Linked DNA regions of Homo sapiens: region 1 is linked to region 2. A link is an interaction called in ENCODE POLR2A ChIA-PET data of the cell type or tissue named here. Cell type or tissue: GM12878. All regions are shown on one strand. Each heading gives the region's core, and the rest is flanking DNA. Links, peaks and the distances in the headings are about the cores only.

Region 1 (6,324 bases), core at 503-5,502, 250 kb after region 2:
TTTTTGAGATGGTATCTCACTCCATCGCCCAGGCTGGAGTGCAATGGTGTGATCTCAGCTCACTGCAACCTCTGCCTCCTGGGTTCAAGCGATTCTCCCCGCTCAGCTTCCCGAGTAGCTGGGATTACAGGTGTGCGCCATCATGCCTAGCTAATTGTTGTGTTTTTGTAGAGATGGGTTTTCACCATGTTGGCCAGGCTGGTCTCGAATTCCTGACCTCAGGTGATCTGCCCCCTGGGCCTCCCAAAGTGCTGGGATTACAGGTGTGAGCCACTGCGCCCGGCCAGGACACCTCCTTTGATCACTTTATCTAAGGCACACTCAGGCACTGCATGGTTTTTTTCCCTCTCAACACTGTCAGCCCTGACATCGTATAATATGGATTTTTAAATTGTGTCTCCCTGGCTGGAATGAAAGTCCATGACCATGAGCTGGGACATTATTCCATTTACTAGTTTCTTTGGGGGCTGTTTCTTTACTTGTAAAATGGGCATTTCTGGGTTCAAGTTCCTTCTGACCAGGATGTTCTGGGGATATGAATTTCTGCTGTCTCGTGGCAGACCTGAATCACAAATATTTTTTCCCAGATATGGAACTGTATTGCAGGTGGGCTTTGCATGTTTCCAGGACCCCTGAGACTTTTCTTTTCTTTTCTTTTTTTTTTTTTTTTTTGAGACGGAGTTTTGCTCTTGTCGCTCAGGCTGGAGCGTAATGGCGCGATCTCAGCTCAGTGCAACCTCTACCTACCGGTTTCAAGCGATTCTCCTGCCTCAGCCTCCCGAGTAGCTGGGATTACAGGCATGCGCCAGCACGCCCGGCTAATTTTGTATTTCTAGTAGACACGGGGTTTCAGCATTTTGGTCAGGCTGGTCTCAAACTTCTGACCTCAGGTGATCCGCCCACCTCGGCTCCCAAAGTGCTGAGGATTACAGGCAGAGACTTCTTCACCACTAGTTTCCCACTATGGGAGTCTGTATCCTTACCACCGAAGATAAGGTTGCATCATAGTCTGGCAATATTTTTTTTATCTTTAGACACAGTTCAATGAGAGGTATTCGAAGCAGCAAAAATGAATCACATTCCAACTACTGACTTTTATTAAAAAGAGTACTATTAGATGAAAATAGTTTTCACACTATTATATAAAAAGACCCATTTTACTTACCCTAAGGCTAAGATCAATTAACAGAACCCCTGGGATAACAGCCCAGGCACCAAATCTGGCACCTCAGAGTCGTCCTTGACTTCCCTAAACCGCTTTCCCCCATCTCAGATTCTGAGAATTTGGTTTCTGTCAAGATGTGCCTCTCCAGCCAGGCCTCTCCTGCCAGGACGGTGGCCACAGGGCCATCTCCCTCTCCTGGCGCCCCCAACTGCCTGGCCAAGGTGACTGCTACACACGTGGGGTCGCAGAATCCCTCGAGTCACAACGTCTTCAACGTCTTGTCAGTCCCGTGATCGCACTAAACGTATTTAAAGCCCCCTACTCCTTTAAGAGGGTCACCTCTGTGTACAGGCGGCCTCCTCGTACTAAGTGTGGTGGCGTTCAAGGCTCCGAGACACAGGCGCCTCCCGCGCCACTCCCCGGGCACAGGAACTCCTACTCATCCCTCAGTCATCAGCTCGAAGGTTTCTTCTCCAAGAAGCCTGCCCGGCACTCGAGAAGTAGAGCCGCGAGCCTTCTCCCGGGGGCCCAGCCTTCCCCAGTACCGGCAGGGATCACCCCGGGAGCACGCGCCCGGCCCCGCTGAGGCCAGGGGCTCCTCGGAGGCGCGGGAAAGCCGGGGAACCAGCGCAGTTACGGCACACACGAGGCGGGGCCTGCACAGATGCCGGGCGCCCGATCCTCAGTGACAAAATAGAGACTCCGTGGAAGGGACACTGAGGTGGGGGAGGCTGCGGTGATCCCATACCGCACTCCAGGTGCCAGGCTCCGCCCCGCCCCTGACGGCGCTTCCGGATCCGGCGGGTGCCGGAAGTGGGCGGGCGGCGGCGGCTGCGCGCGGAGGCGGTGGAGGAGGTGCTGGGAGCAGCCGGGCAGCCGCTTCCCGCCCCCGAGCAGGAGCCGGTGCGAGCGGAGCAGAGCCGAGGTCGGGCCGCGAGCGGAGCCGGCTGAGCGGGCGCCGAGCTCCCGCCATGGCCCGGAACACGCTGTCCTCGCGCTTCCGCCGGGTGGACATCGACGAATTTGACGAGAACAAATTTGTGGACGAGCAGGAGGAGGCGGCGGCGGCGGCGGCGGAGCCAGGCCCGGACCCGAGCGAGGTGGACGGGCTCCTGCGGCAATATCCTTCCCTGACGCGGCGTCCGGGCCTGCGCGCGGCCTTCTCACCTTCCCACCTTCCCACCTTCTCGGGCCCTTTCGGGCGGGCCTCCCCTGTCTCCGACCCTTGGCCCCCTCAGGTCAGCCTCCAGCTCCCTGCCGACCCGGCTTCCCTGGGCCGTGCTCCCTTGAGTCCCAGTCTCCCTGGGTCCCTCGTCCCCAGCCCTGGCGCCTTCTTCTGCAGCGCCGTCCCGCAGGCCCCTGGACCCGGTGGACGGGCTCCCTCGGCACCCCCGCAGGTCCCGCGCCCTCTTCCCTCCTTGCCTCCTCGTCCCCTCACGCTGTCCCTTCCTTGGGGCCCCAGCACTCCGTCCCTCCCTTGCAGGAAATCGGGCCTATGGCGGGGCTGGGTCGGCGGCAGGGCGGAGGTGAGCCGCATCTGAGTAACCGAGTGATCGGGGAGGCTGGGGCGCGGTCCTCCGGGGCCCGATTGCTGCATGGCGTGAAGATAGGTGGGTGGACGGCTGTGGGGAAGACAGAACCCAGGAGGGAGTGGAGGCGGCCGCCGTATTTCAGCCCTGGGGTCTGAGATTGTGTCTCTCTTCCCCCAGTCAGTCTAACCCTCCCGCTTAATGCTGAGAAAGGGGGACCCTGTGGTTCCCCTGGACACCTTGGTGGTCTCAGCCACGCTCAACAAGTGAGTCTTGGCTCCCCCCAGTACCCTTCTGGTGCAGGAAGCAGCGGAGAAAACTAGTAGTTCAGAGCTAAGAAAAACCAGACACCTTGAAGCGAAGTGTGAAAGTGGAGCCCCACGCCTGGAAATGACTGTTCTTGTGGCCACAGAAAACAGCATTTAGAAAAGATTAAAAATAGAGGTGATTGTCACAGCCTTGCTTGGTCCTTTAGCAGTATGAGCGCAGGAAACTGACTTATTCTCACCGGAAGGATTTTTCTTTATTCAAATGGTGTTCCAGGAAGCCTGTCCCCTCCCCCCGCACGGGTGGGGGCAGGGTTGGAGGCCCATGCTGTACATAAATCAGGTTCTCGGTGTTGAACCAGTTGACTCAGCTTGGAAAGTGGGGCCTGCTGCTTTAGGGGGAGCCCGGCAGTGCTCCTGAGTGTGCCTTTAAACCGAAAACCTTCAGACTTGATTTGAACAGGAATGTGTTTTCCGAAGTGGAGATTCAAGCTTGTAATTCCTGCCCCATCAGGATCTCCCAATCCACCCTCCTTATGAAATGGGGTCAAGGGAAGGGTCCCCAGGAGGGAAGGTTGGTTGTAGTCTGGTGTAGGGCCTAGTTCATGGACAGTCAGTGCTGAAAGGGGCTCCAGGGTCAGGCCTTTGGCCCAGGACTCTCATTGAACAGATGAGATCAAGCCTGTCAGCTGCTGCCTTGGTCTGGGTGCAGAACCTTGTTGAAGGTCATGTCTTGGGACTCCCCTGCCTGGTGACAGGTTCCTTGAGGCTGCTTAGAGGCCTGGGCTTAGCACATCCAGGGGATGGTCGTTTCTCCATTCATGGCAGCGTCAGAAGCGTCAGAAACCTTGTTACCATGGAGAGTGCTCCACTTGGGGTTGGGGAAAGGGAGGTTAACGGATAAAGGTAACTGAAACCCTGGCAAATACGGGGCCCAGGTGGAGGAGAATGGAACTGATATTTATTGAGTCTCTATCATGTACCAAGAATCGGACTTATATTAGACCATTGAGGACAGGGGAGCAGGGAGAGGGATAGATGGATTGGGGTTGGGGAGGGCAGAGAGGGGCCCTGTCCTGGGGCTGTATAGGGAAGTGTGTGTGGCAGGAGATGACACAGATGGAGTAGAAGGAACCCGGCTGTGCATCTGCGCACACCCTGCACTACCATGCTCTGGCTCTGTGACCTCGGATAGGTCGCATACCCTTTCACAACTCAGCATCTTCTGTTACGTGGCGGACAGCCATGCTGGCTTCCTAGATTCCGTGGGAGCCTCATGGGCTAACATCAGCATCACTGGGCACACAGCAAGTGTCCTGGACATGCAGCTCGGGTCTGCAGATAGAGCGGCAGCATGGGATTGTGGGAGGAGCTTGGGTGTGAGGGCCGTGTAGACAGCTTAGTTTTGTGACCTTGCGCAGGTAATTTCTGTTCTCTGAGCCTCAATTCCATTGCCTTTAAAATGAGATAATGATTATTGTCACAAGGATTTTTGGAATGAGATGGCGTGTGAAAGCACCTGGCACAGGATCCGAGACCTTGTGGCGATTTAAAAGTATGAGTTCCTTTCCCCTTCAGTGAAGCAGCTTCTATACTTCTGGATCAGGGCTCTGTCCAGAGCAGTGGTTGTGAGCGATTTTGCACCCTTCCCCTCCACCCCCAGGAAACTGGAGACATTTTGATGGTTACAGCTTGGGGATGCCACTGGAATCCAGTGGGCAGAGGCCTATGACACACAGCTAAGATCCCACGTCAGAGAATCCTGGGTCCACAGTGTCAGTTGTGCCGTGATTGAGGAAGATCTAGAGGAGATCAAGGGCTGGGCAGGATTCCCTCAGCACCACAGCCTGTTCTCTGAAAAGGCCTAAAGCCAGCCAAGTATGACAGCCGGCTTCACAAATGATAGGTGACTTCAGGGAGGTCCTCCCTGCGCCCCACATCTCCCAACTGCTGAAGGCCCTCACCCATCAATGGGCCGAGTGATTGCTGGACGCGTGGTGCTGAGTTAACGCCACAGCAGTAGCTTTTTGCCCCCGTGGACTAGTTTTATACCTGCCCTTCCCCATCCATCATTTGAATGATGTCATTTGTTAGTTGTGCCAGGTTTACATGAAGAGCAAGTGAGCCTATGTTTTCTGTTCAGCCTATGGGATCCTGCTTATTGCTTTGGGGACACCACATTAGAAAAGAGTTACAAGGGCTGGGCGCGGTGGCTCACACCTGTAATCCCAGCACTTTGGGGAGGCCGAGGCGGACAGATCACGAGGTCAGGAGATCGAGACCATCCTGGCTAACACAGTGAAACCCCGCCTCTACTAAAAATACAAAAAAAATTAGCTGGGCGTGCTGGCGGGCGCCTGTCGTCCCAGCTACTCAGGAGGCTGAGGCAGGAGAATGGCATGAACCTGGGAGGCGGAGCTTGCAGTGAGGCAATATTGCGCCACTGCACTCCAGCCTGGGCGACAGAGCGAGACTCCGTCTCAAAAAAAAAAAGGAGTTACAAAGTAGAGGTTATCAGTGGCTGATATCAGGCTGGCCTTGTTTGGATGGGGAAAAGGAACTCCAGAACTGAAAGACAGAGGGACTGGACTGCCTCTTGAGTGTGGAAGGTGGATCAGAGCCAAGCAGGGAGCTGGGGAACCAGCGCTGGGAGTGGCTTGCCTGGTGGCGCAGACCCAGCTCACTCAAGATGGATCTCATACTGGGGAAGCCAGGAGATTCAGCTCTGCTCCGAAGGCCCTTCCTGTCTGCACGTGGGTATCACTGCATGAAGAGGAGTAGAGACCCGATTGGGCAGAAGCCATTCCTTGTTCTATTTTTGAAGCTTTTTGGCTGAAGCCAGTGTTTCATACGAGGAAATGAAAGTTGGCTGATGTAATTCAGTTTAAAATAGGTGTCACCTTTGGGGACCTAACCCAGATTGTAATTTTCTTTTGCATGCTGGGTATTCAGAACTCAGCAAAGAATGTGTTGTCAGGATTGCAACTGAGGTTGGGGGGTAAGGGTGGAGACTGGCTCATTGTTGGCAAAAGCTTCTGTTAGATTGATAAACTCTTTCCAGGTAACAGTTGGGACCTCATTGATCCCGATAGATCTTAGAAGTTCTAGCACATCTTAATTTCCTTAATAGTTTAATTGATGAAGAGCATTGATGAAGAGTTAGGAGGTCTCCCTTTGTACCTACATTTTCCGCTTTTTTAGAATGAGAAGATGAGAACGACCTCCAGTTCACATGTACGGGTGCTGTGAGGATCCAGTAGGGGAGATACAGTGCTCAGCACCAAGCAGGTGCAAGTGAGCACAATCCAATTTTACATCAAGTTACCCCTCCAGGACAGTTGCTTTGACGTGGAAGGTAGAGAGG
Region 2 (6,324 bases), core at 874-5,873:
TTGGCCTACCAAGTAGTTGGGACTACAAGCGCCTGCCACCACACCTGACTAATTTTTGTATCTCTGTAGAGATAGTGTTTCACCACGTTTCCCAGGCTGGTCTGAAACTCCTGAGCTCAAGCAATCTGCCTGCCTTGGCCTCCCAAAGCGCTGGGGTTACAGGCATGAGCCACCATACCTGGACTATAATTTTTACTTTTTTTAAAAAAACTGCATGTTTGGAAAGTCTAGAACCAGAGTATACATCAGACTGCCCAGGTTTCAGTTTTGGCCTGCTGCTTACTAGAAGTGTGACTTTACACTTCATCCTCAAACTTCAGTTTCCTTATCTGTAAAATAGGGAGGGGGGCACATATTGCCTTCAAAGGATTATGATGAAAATTCAATTCATTTATTTTATTGGCTGGCTGAGGTGGCTCACGCCTGTAATCCCAGCACTTTGGGAGGCCGAGGCAGGTGGATCACCTGAGGCCAGGAGTTCGAGACCAGCCTGACCAATATGGTGAAACCCCGTCTCTACTAAAAATACAAAATTAGCCAAGCATGGTGGTGCATGCCTGTAATCCCAGCTACTTGGGAGGCTGAGGCAGAAGAATCGTTTGAACTTGGGAGGCAGAGGTTGCAGTGAGCCAAGATTGCGCCATTGCACTCCAGCCTGGGCAACAAGAGCGAAACTTCATCTCCAAAAAAAAGAAAATTCAATTAATTTGTTTTATTGTTTTATATACATATATAAATATAACTGATTACACACAAATAAGGTAGCACAATATAAATGAATATATATAAATAAGGTACCTGCCATATAGCAAATGCTCAGAAGATATAGAAGATGATAATGATTATTATTAACATCACTACCTCTGAGAAGTTGAATTAAGGAGGTAACTTTGATTTACCAAGTTTTATACTTCCGTAAATAAATAATTTTTCAGAATAGGCATGAAGTACTTTTATAATTAAAAGATATACCCTTATTCCCAAGAGAAATGAAAACATATGTCCAAAGACTTGCATGTGAATGTTCATAGTAGCATTATTCACAAATGCTCATCAACTGGTGAATGGATAGATAAAATGTATGGCATATCCATACACTGGAATATATTCAGCACAAAAAGGAACTGACTACTCAAGTGCTATGGCACGGACAAACTTCAAAACCACCATGCTACGTGAAAGCAGCAAGACACAGATAATACATATGGTATAATTCAATTTATATGACATGTCCAGAAAAGACAAATCTATAGAGACAGTAGGATTAAGGATTGCTGGGTTTAACAGTAAAAGGGCAGAAAGGTCCTTATTAAGATGATGAAAATGTTCTAAAACTGATTTGTGGTAATGGTTGCAAAACTTGGTAAATATACCAAACATCGCTCAACTGTACAGAGTAAATTATGATATGTGAAACATGTCTCATTGTTTAAAAAAAAAAAAAAGGTTTAAAAAGATACATCCTTACAAAACCATGCCTATTTTACACTTATATAATGCTCTGCCCTTGGGAGGGGCTTTAACTTGCATTTCTCTATTTCATCCTCCTAACTATCATGTGAGGCAGACAGAGTAGGGACCATGCTCTTTGGAGAAAAAAGAAAAATGATGTTCAGATTAGGCCACAGCTACTGCTAGCAAATAAAGCACCCAGAGCCCAGATCGAAACACAACTAACTCAATAGATACAGTGGTAAAAATGTACCAAGACTTCAAGATTCCAGGAGTAATAACCAAACAGTGATCACAAGTACAGTGATGACCAGGGGCTTTGCCTGCAAAGTATACTCCTTTTTAAAATTCTTTAACTTTTTGAATAAATGTGCACTTAAGAAATCTGACATAAAACATGCTTTTTGTTCCTTACACAGTCTGGCTAAAAGTCACATCATTATGGATATGCATAGATTCCCTGACACAAGAAGAAACTTCCTTTTCAGTAGCTCAAAAAATGCTTAGCATACATTGGGGATTCAAGAAATGCTTATTAGGCTGGAAGTGGTGGCTCACACCTATAATCCCAGCACTTTGGGAGGCCGAGATGGATCACTTAAGTCCTTGAGTTTGAGACTAGCCTAGGAAACACAGTGAGACCCAATATCTTTAAAAAAAAAAAAAAAGAATGAGTGGGGTGTGGTGGTGGTGCAAGCCTGCAGTCCCAGTAACTTAGGAGGATACGGTGGGAGTATCACTTCAGCCAAGGAGGTTGAAGTTGCAGTGAGCTGTGACCATACCACTGCACTGGAGCCTGGGTGACAGAGTAAGACCTTGTCTCAAAAAAAAAGAAAAAGGAAAAAAAGGAAATGCTTCTTACTAATATGAAAAATAATAGCAAATTTTTTAAAAGTTTAATTTGAACATACTGTAAATGAATCTAGCATTTCATTTTGTACAGAAAAACTGAAGAGAAATGACAAGAGATAAAACCTAAACCATAAGCCACACAGAAATGTTTTTGAGGGGGCAGGGGAGGAAGGTGGTTAATTTTTGGCAATCATTGTGCTAAAAAGCCACAGGCATTCCCAGCACCAGGCAAGCAACCAAGAAAATAACAGCCGAGCATGGTGGCTCGTGCCTATAATCTCAGCACTTTGAGAGGCCGAGGCGGGCTGATCTCTTGAGCCCAGGAGTTTGAAACCAGCCTGGGAAACATGGTGAAACCCCGTCTCTAACAAAAATACAAAAAAATTAGCCGGGCATGGTGGCATGCAGCTGTGGTCCCAGCTACTTCGCAGGCTGAGGTGAGAGGATCGCTTGAGCCTGGGAGGCAGAGGTTGCACTGAGCTGAGATCACACCACCACACTCCAGCTTGGGTGACAGAGTGAGAAGAAAACAAAAGTCTGGCATGACCAACCAGTATTTTCCCACGCTCTTCTCCAGTTTACACTGACTAGGGTTTACAGAACTGCAACAAGAATTGGTTCTGTGTGTAATATCCCATGTCCTTCACACTAAACTGGGTTGACAATGTCGGTGATCTCCCTAAGTCCCGTTTTCCAGATGGAAAACTAGGTTCAGACCGGCAAAACAGCAAAGTTTCTTTGACATTTTCTGTTGCTCACTGCTAAAAAGATTATGGCTTTTCAGCTGTTAATTGAAACACTGTGTGTCAAATCCTGATGCCTAGTTGAGATAACTTTACTTAATCACATTCTCTGAGGAGAAATGTCTTAGAAATAGCTGTTAAATAAAATAAAAGTTAAGCAAACTACAAATACTGAACCACTATAACGTATTTGGGACTTTTGTTTTGATACTTGATATATTTTTTCAGGATTTGGGCACCTACAGAGGATAAAGACTATCAGGAAAAGTCACAAGCCATAAAGAAACAGGTTTTGGGAATGGGGTAGAGCAACAAAAACACTGGAAAACCTTAAAAAAAAAAGAGTAGGAAATTGAGCTCAATTCTGGCTTCAATGGGGGTGGAGGAATGAACTTCTCACAGAGGTGTAGATCCTGCACAAGCAGGGCACAATGTCTGAACGGGTTCAATTTGAAAAAGGGATTTTGCAGAGAGAAATGGACCTTGGAAAATGGTCTATAAACCAATGGTTGTTGGGGTCCCTCAGAAGACTCACAATGTAATAAAACTACAGAAGCATAACAAGGAGGCTATGATGAACTCAGGGCCAGGCAATACTACTAAAAATCCAGAAGTATATTTCCCTCCACAGTGTGCCAAATAAGAGGTCTATCCCTGTAGAGGTTGGCAGGATTGTCTCTGCCTCTCTTATCAGCCAGCCCTCTGCAGAGGTCATGGCAGGACAAGAAAGGGAAACTGTCAAAATGAAGTGACTTGAAGGAAGGTAGGGATATGATGGCAAGGTGTCAAGACTTGATCTTTGGACAGTTCTGAGTTTTCAAAGAGTTTGGGGGAAAGGAGGCCATTCAGGCAAGCAAAGAGCTAGGAAGGAAAGGAGATTCCTTTCAGAGGACTGAGAGGATAGTGTATGTCTCATGAGTCCAATTATTATTATTATTATTTATTTATTTATTTGAGACAAGGTCTTGTTCTGTCACCCAGGCTGAAGTGTAGTGACATGATCACAGTTCACTGCAGCCTTGACCTCGCGGGCTCAAGATCCTCCCACCTCAGATTCCCAACTAGCTAGGACTACAGGCATGAGCTACCATGCCTGGCTAATTTTTTTTTTTTTTTTTAAGAGATGGGGTCTCACTCTGTTTCCCAGGCTGGTCTTCTGGGCTCGTGTGATGCTCCTACCTAGGCCTCCCAAAGTGCTGGGATTACAGGCATGGGCCACCACACCCAGCCTGAGTCCAATTACTTAGAATCATAATATCCTGTCTTAATTTCTCCTCCCTACCCCCTGAATATTTAGTGAGGGAAGCCTGTTTTAGCTGTTCTAGCCCTACCTCAGCTGTACTATATGGGGTCTTGAAGGAAAAACTACTTATCTCTGCTTAGACCAGAAAGTTAAAGAAGAATGGATGTCTAACCACCCACTAACATCTGTTTGACAGACAACATAAGCCTCCTCCCCTTTCTCCACACTTTTTCTTCTACCTTTATTAAGCCCTTACTTTGTGCCTGGCACCAGTGTTAACTGTTTTACATGTATCACCTCACCAGAGTCTTTTAAGTCTGAATGTAAGTTTATTATTCCCATTTCAGAGATAAACTAAGGCTCAGAGGTTAAGTTGCCCAAAGTCAAACAGCTAGTAAAGGGCAGAGCTAGAATATGAACCCAGGAATGTCGGAGTACTACAAGCTCTTAACTACCATGCCATACTGGTGGCAACAATTAGTAATTACCAAGACTTCAAAGGTATGGTGACTCACAGGGGCAAGAGTTAATGTACTCTTCTCTTTGCAAAGATTTCCTTCCAGGCAAATGATGATAAGTTCTATCGTTCTTGAGGGCTGTGGCAGTTTCCCGGTACATGGTGGCAGCAGTGGGATCACAGCCGTGGGTAAGCTAGGCTAGCAAACCAAAGCATCCTGTCCTCAGACAGATGAGAATGTTACCATCTGAACTTCTTCAGGTCAATTTTCGAATACTAAGCTGAATACTGAAAAGACACCTTTTCTATTTCATTCTCCCTCTGAATGGGTAATATCCAGCCACTCCAATTAGTTTCATATTAGGTATCTTTTCTTAAAATCTCTGTTGGCATCATGTCCCTGCTTAGCCTGAGAATGTGCAGAGACAGAACGCTGGGACGGGAGTTATCCTAGGACACACTGACTACTTTCATAGGACCATGAGGCTATTTCCCAAAAGCTGAAATCAAGAAAATAGGTCCCCTAAAACAATTAGTGTTTCTAAAAAACATGAAACAGCTCTTTGAGATATCAAATATTATTCAGTCAGACTTTGTGATTTGAGCTTGCCATTGGTGGAGGCTCTGCAGCTTGCGCAGTGCTCTGGGTTTTGCTCCAGATCTGTCACATTGCATTAGTGCCCTTCCTCCTCACTGCCAACAAAAATAACAGCCTTGAACATGGCAGCACAATCCATTTGTCCTGCTCTAATTACTTTTTGACATTACTTTTTCTGTTGCTAGCTTGTTTTTTTTTTTTTTTTTCTACCAACCTCAGGGCATCATTAGAGTCATCTGAAAACAAAATCTTTAGGTTCTGCCAATATATATTTGGATAACTTTCTAGCACAAAATGGTTCCAAAGAGCAGTATGATAGTAGTTATAAGAAAAGCCACAAGGCACTCATAACTATTTCCAGAATTCCCCAGATGTCACAGAGAGTATAGCCAAGGACAAAATGCCAGGGTTTGAAGTTATAGGACCTGGGCAAGTTGTAGCTCTACCACTCACTAGCTGTGAGACCTTGGAGCAAGTCTCCGAATCTGTCTAGTTTTAGTTTCCTCTTTTGACAAATGGAGTCATCTCTTTACTCTGGTAACCTCACAAGAGCTGCTGTGAAGATCGGTTGAGATAATGCATGTGAAAATACTTTAGAAAGAGCAATAGTGTTATTATTATTGAGATAGTGTCTCGCTTTGCCACCCAGGCTGAAGTGCAGTGGCATGATCACAGCTCACGGCAGCCTCAACCTCACAGGCTCAAGCGAGCCTCCTGCTCATCCTCTCAAGTAGCTGGGACCAAAGGTATGCGCCACCATGTCTGGCTAATTCTTTTTTGTAGAGGTGGGGTCTCCTTATGCTGCCCAGGCTCATTTTATTAAGAGGCATAAAATGATGACCAATATTGCAAGGCTCTCTAGGTTTTCTGTTCTTCATTAATTCTAGTGTGTTCTTCATTAATTCTAGAGTGTGATAGTTATTTTTATGCCAACTTGCTTGGCTGGGCCACAGGGTGCCCAGACTGTTTGGTCAAACAA

The links. ChIA-PET counts read pairs that join two places held together with the same protein. Peaks named below come from ENCODE experiments on the same cell type or tissue, not always from the same donor. Only the 100,000 strongest peaks of a DNase experiment are listed, where the experiment ranks them.
Region 1: POLR2A ChIA-PET joins it to region 2 with 12 read pairs; 2 of 35 experiments call an interaction of 5 or more read pairs at or near these places.

What each region holds. Positions count from the first base shown.
Region 1 is chr9:124,867,155-124,873,478 of GRCh38, forward strand. ARPC5L (actin related protein 2/3 complex subunit 5 like) reads left to right here. Exons shown (of 6, transcript NM_030978.3): 3 at 1,274-2,285. The coding sequence starts at 2,137. Among named protein-coding and RNA genes, the nearest start is that of ARPC5L, 8.2 kb to the left of the region's middle. RefSeq lists enhancers at 1,312-1,391, 2,792-3,231, 3,692-3,741, 5,380-5,880, 5,578-5,807 and silencers at 1,692-2,261, 2,522-2,571. In GM12878, for the core only: a CTCF peak has its summit at 1,369 (motif pointing left); DNase peaks (open chromatin) are centred at 1,925 and 3,197; H3K4me3 peaks cover 5,000 bases; H3K27ac peaks cover 4,691 bases.
Region 2 is chr9:124,619,379-124,625,702 of GRCh38, forward strand. The region is part of intron 2 of NR6A1 (nuclear receptor subfamily 6 group A member 1); the gene reads right to left. Among named protein-coding and RNA genes, the nearest start is that of MIR181A2HG, 36 kb to the right of the region's middle. In GM12878, for the core only: no CTCF peak of the experiment used is centred there; DNase peaks (open chromatin) are centred at 2,343, 2,413, 2,853 and 5,823; H3K27ac peaks cover 2,617 bases.